2 separate regions of the Homo sapiens genome follow, and region 1 is linked to region 2. Evidence: chromatin loops called from intact Hi-C (ENCODE). Cell type or tissue: Caco-2. All regions are shown on one strand. Links, peaks and the distances in the headings refer to the core of each region. The heading gives the core; the rest is flanking DNA.

What was found. Hi-C counts contacts between places; a loop is a spot of excess contacts. Peaks named below come from ENCODE experiments on the same cell type or tissue, not always from the same donor. Only the 100,000 strongest peaks of a DNase experiment are listed, where the experiment ranks them.
Region 1: it touches region 2 in a loop (5-fold over the local background); 2 of 110 quality-filtered maps call a loop at or near these places.

Annotation. Positions count from the first base shown.
Region 1 is chr5:78,726,692-78,729,506 of GRCh38, reverse strand. All of the region lies in intron 3 of LOC124900191 (a long non-coding RNA gene), which reads left to right. Among named protein-coding and RNA genes, the nearest start is that of LHFPL2, 79 kb to the right of the region's middle. RefSeq lists enhancers at 1,352-1,461, 1,427-1,721. In Caco-2, for the core only: no CTCF peak of the experiment used is centred there; a DNase peak (open chromatin) is centred at 1,576.
Region 2 is chr5:78,793,794-78,796,608 of GRCh38, reverse strand. The region is part of intron 6 of ARSB (arylsulfatase B); the gene reads left to right. Among named protein-coding and RNA genes, the nearest start is that of LHFPL2, 150 kb to the right of the region's middle. In Caco-2, for the core only: no CTCF peak of the experiment used is centred there; no DNase peak of the experiment used is centred there.

The DNA of each region.
Region 1 (2,815 bases), core at 52-2,551, 67 kb after region 2:
GAAAGGTTAGAATGTTGATGCAAAGGGAGCTTTCAGAAGACGGAGGCAGGGGACATGGAGGGTGGGGGTGGGGAGAGATATGTCTAGGGGGCTTTTCTTTTTCTTTTTCTTTTTTTTTTTTTTTTTTTTTTTTTTGAGACGGAGTCTTGCTCTGTCGCCAGGCTGGAGTGCAGTGGCACGATCTCTGCTCACTGCAACCTCTGCCTCTCAGGTTCAAGCAATACTCCTGCCTCAGCCTCCTGAGTAGCTGGGACTACAGGCACACGCCACCACACCCAGCTAATTTTTGTACTTTTAGTAGAGATGGGGTTCCACCATGTTGGCCAGGATAGTCTTGATTTCTTGACCTTGCCATCCACCCGCCTCAGCCTCCCAAAGTGCTGAGATTACAGGCATGTGCCATTGTGCCTGGCCTCTAGAGGGTTTTTCTAAGGGACGTTCTGTGTGATGTGAACAGGGAGGCCTGTGGACCTCCCTACCCCACCCTCCCAGCCTGCCCTACCACCTCCTCCATCTCTGCCCTGGCACATTTTCCTTTAAAAAAAATTTTTTTTTTTTCAGAAATCTTTACGGAGTAAGCTTCCTTTGGGGGAACAAAGAAAAATATTTAGTCCATGGTGAGAGAAGAGAATTGTGGGGTGATGGGGTGAGGGTTAGTATATCATAACCTTGTTAAAATGGAGGTTACACCCCTGCAGAGCTCACTGGAATGAGGCAGGTAGTTTATGTAGCCTCAGAAAAATCACAAGACTTGCTTTATATTTTCATTTAGTCCCTTCACTTGGAAAAATCATGAAGGGAAAAAGGAAGGCTGGTAGTCACAGCCTGGTTGGAGGTGACTTCAGTCACTGGGGACAGAGGAGGGTATATGAGACCGATGGCAGTTTAGTTCTGGGGGTGAGGTGGGAAGTTGGGGAGGTAGAATTAAAGCCACAGGCTCCTACCTGGCTGACAGCAGATAAGACCCTGAGAGTACGCAGGCTAAAGCCATGCCACTTACGCTCCTCTTGCCTGTCTAGCTTTGGGCTTTTATCACAACCAGATTCAAAATTACTGCCCTATTCCATTCCCTCTGGATCCTGGATACTTTGATGATAGGCATAACTTTATTGCTAGACAATAAACACTCATATTAATGACATTTTACATTTAGAAAGTGCTATCTCTAGGTCACTGTAGTTGGTAGGTTGCGAGGGTGTATGGTTGTGGTCAAATTCACCTGTGGTTGAGTGGGCTGAGGCCAAACTGTGTGTCATGGCAGCTGGCAATATGGGGAAGGGAAACTGGGCATCTTTTGTTTACCGAGCACGCAGAAGTTTTTCTTTGTTCTAAGTACAGGTTCTGCAGATGAAATGCCTCAAGATACAATGTGTTCCCCTTAAAAGCCCAGAGAAAATGTCCACTGATACTGTCCAGTTTCTATAAACCACACTGGTACAAAAGAAAAGGGAGCACTGTGGCTGATGTTTGGCATTCTTGTGCAGGATGAGGAGAGGCATTTTCCATTACCTGGTTCACCAATGAGACATATCGCCACCCTTTCATACTCTTTCAGAGTGCAACCTTTGCTGGCCTCAGCTCAGGGGAGATTCCCAGGCAAAGTCCACTGGCCCATGACAAAGCAAAAAGCATTCACTTCTAGCTGGTGGTTTCAACTTCAGTCCTCAGGTGTACAATCAATTCAAGCATACCATCTTCTAAAGCAGTGGCTTGAAATCTACCCTATGTGACATAGTATCTGCTTATGGAACAGCTACTCATACTCATTAAAGCAGCCAAAAATATTAATATTATAAAGTCCTAAAATGCCATTTTGTAGAGGGTTTTTTGTTTGTTTGTTTGTTTGTTTGTTTGTTTTTGAGATGGAGTCTCACTCTGTCACCCAGGTTGGAGTGCAGGGGCTCAATCTCGGCTCACTGCAACCTCCGCCTCTCAGGTTCAAGCAATTCTCCTGCCTCAGCCTCCCGAGTAGCTGGGATTACAGGAGCCCGCCACGACACTCAGCTAATTTTTTACATTTTTGGTAGAGACAGGGTTTCGCCACATTGGCTAGGCTGCTCTCGAACTCCTGACCTCAAGTGATCCACCTGCCGCAGCCTCCCACAGTGCTGGGATTACAGGCGTGAGCCACCACACCCGGCCAAGTTTGTTTTTGTTTTTGTTTTCTTTTTTGAGATGGAGTCTTGCTCTGTCACCCAGGCTGGAGTGCAGTGGTGCAATCTTGGCTCACTGCAACCTCCACCTCCCGGGTTCAAGTGATTCTCCTGCCTCAGCCTCCCGAGTAGCTGGAACTACAGGTGTGCACCACCACACCTGGCTAATTTTTGTATTTTTAGTAGAGACAGGGTTTCACCAAGTTAGCCAGGATGGTCTCTATCTCCTGACCTCGTGATCTGCCCACCCTGGCCTCCCAAAGTGCTGGGATTACAAGCGTGAGCCACTGCACCCAGCCTCCATCCTTTACCACTTATCTCCCCATTCCAGACCACCACTCCTCCCTCACCCCCCATCAAGAGAAAGTCTGCAGGAGGCCAGTGGTCTCATTCCATTGTTTAAAGGGCTGAGTGAAATCATCCACCGGGGATTCCATCCATCAAATCAAATGTTATGGATTTGGTTTGTTTGGTAGATGAAAAAGCCTAAATTGGCTGTCTCCCAGTTCATTCTACATACCACTGTGTGAAAGCTAAGACCAAGGGCCCTCCCAAGAAACAACAGAAAATGGATAATTCTGTGAAATAAGAAGCCAGCAGTTCTCAGCACTTCCCACCAGGCCCTGGTCAAAGTCCAGCATGTCTGCTGGTCCATAGTCTCT
Region 2 (2,815 bases), core at 213-2,712:
ATGCCAGGCACTGCAGTAAGTGCTTTGCACGCATTGTCTCACTTAGAGACTGAAAAGGGGAAGGACACCTTAGAAAGAAGAAAATTTCAAAAAGAGAGACCCTCCTTCTGCCTTGATCATATTTGTCACTCTTTCTTTACCTATTGCATTGGCCTATCCATAGGGCTCTTCCTGGATCCTCCTGGGGAATTGGTATGTCTTTTGGAATCTCCTAGCACTTTGTGCGTTTTATTTATTCAGGCAACAAATGTTTATTCCACTATTTTAGAATTTATGGTGGTTAAACAAAATTATTTTATTATTACCTGCTGAACTCCAGCTTATTCATTCTGAAGATTTAGTGTCTAACACATATAGTGATCAACAACATAGGTATTTGTTTAGTAAGTAAATGAATAATATGAAATAAGTTATTTTTTCAAGACTCAAATTTAAACCAAAGCATGAGAAGAGCTCTTGTCAACCTATTTCAGGTATAGGTGGCTTAATTTACTACAACGGTCATGAGTTGAGGATTCATTGAATGGTTGTTTTCTGTCATTTTTGGTTTACACTGCTCAATCAACACTGCTGGCTGATGTCAGACCTTAACCAATTGTTGAAGTTCCCTGTAACACCAGCACATTCTCTGAATACTTACTATGCACAATGCAATAATGATTAACATTTGAACTCTGTCTAGGCTGAGTAAGCCACATCAAAGCTCTTTTTTCACTAGGACTTTTAAAATATCAGATATGAACTGAGTGAGTAGGTGTCAGAGAAATTGACTTTGTAAACTGAAAATCATAAACTTAAGATTCATTTGAAATACGTCATGTGGAGTGCATATATAAAAATTATGAGCATTTTAATTTGTCCCCTGTAGGTAATAAATAACATCTGCAATATTCCTCCTCACCTTTTTCTGATTAGCTTCATGTCTGGCATATTTTTCCCAACACTCCTGTTTCGTGTTGTAAGAATTTCTCCAAGGACAGACAGGATTCTAAGTAAGTAGTGAGGGTCTAACAGAAAACTTGCAGCAACCAGGTTCAAGTTCAGAAATGAGGGAAGTATTTAATGGTGGTCAGGCCTCCCTATTTTACTCTTCTTTGGTACACGCTGGCAGAGCTGCACAGGCCCCGAGGGGTGGCAGTGCCTGTGAAAGGCACAGTGCCTGTGAAAGGTCTATAATCTAGACCCACAAGCCAGCCCCCTCCTCCCCAAAGCTGGTGTGGCTCCCAGGCCCCCTCACTCCCCACATGTACCTGCACCCACATGGGGGCATCCAGCAGAGTGCCCTAGGCCACCAGCATCCCCCTAGGGTCCATGGAGCTGGAGGGACCTCTGGAGACTCCCAAAGATGAACCAAGGTGGACATTGGCCACCTCTGCTGGGCAGCTGCATAGAGTTTGTTTGGGAGGAAGATTTTGTCCTTAAAAGTTTGAAAACCACTGCCTTAACTGTGTAATTTCAATAACTACTATATGATGATGATAACAATAATAGCTAACATTTATTGAGAGCTTACTCTCTGCCAGGGACCCTATTATGGGCTTTCAATGTACTATCTCATTTAATTCTCCCAAAAAAATCTCTGAGGCACTTACTGATTTTATCAGCTAGAAAACAGAGGCTAAGTAAAATGCCCATGGTTACAGAGTTATGAAGTAGGAGAGCTGGCCCATTTAGTCTGGCTCCAAAGCCAGGGATCTCAATCTTGCTGCTAATACTGCTATTAATTAGCTCTGGTAAAAGTGAAGAGGCAGCCTGGACAACTGGAAAACAGAACAGCACATGTTTAGTAAGTGCCTATGACAGTCAGGCGTTAAATGATGCTTGAGCCTTAGTTACTCTGAGCTTCACTCTATCCCTCTCACCCCAGTGGCCTCACCTAATTTTGGAAAAGTTGGACAAGCAGTGAGACAGACAGGGTAAAAAGAAAAAATTGGCTTGTAAATACTCCCCGAATATCCTGCCTGATAAAACATTCTTCCTCCTCTCCCTCCTCCTCCTTCCTATCACCTCTCCCTTTGCCTTTCTCCCCAACCCCACCTCTCTTCTTTGTTTTCTGTTTTCTTTTTGCCTCCCTTATCGGTCCTGTCTTCTTTGCCTTGTGTTAGATTCTTTAGGCTCCTATTTCAGGACAGGTCACATTTACTCTTGCTTCTACACTAGGACACACCCTCCCCTCTTACTACTCAGTGTTAGTTCACTGGCCTCAATAAACACTGGATGTTTTTATTTTATTTCATGTTTGTGCACTTGAAGACTATTGAATTCATTCTGTGTGTTTTTTTTTCCAAAATGATATATGAATTAGAATTGCCCTTTTGAGCCAAGAACCCTGGTGGGTTTTGTTTTGTTTTTTAACAGAGCCGCAAGCCCAGGAATGAGAAATCAGTTCATAAAATCAATAGCAAGCAAATTTAGAATCCACTACAGCACCTATACCCAGCTTATAGTAAGCCTGAGAAGCAGACTCCTACAGGATGAGATTGATTCCAGCAGTGTGGTTAGATATTTGGAAATGCCTAAAGAAATGTTTATGCTCAAGTTAAGGTTGCAGCAGAAACCATATAACTTGAGAATTTCTGGGGCCTAAATGTACGGGCTCTACAGAATGTACTACGTTGCTTTGTGCCTCTGCCCAGATCACTATTCTCCTTTTCCACTTTCCTCCCATGCTGCCCCCAGCACACGCATACTTGCCTCATCGCCTCAAAAAAAAAATAATAAAAATTGAAATCTTTCTAATGCCAATTCAGCCTTCCAGTTTCATCTGAGACATCACTTCTTCAGGGAGATCTTCTCCTTTCCCTAGACTAATCAA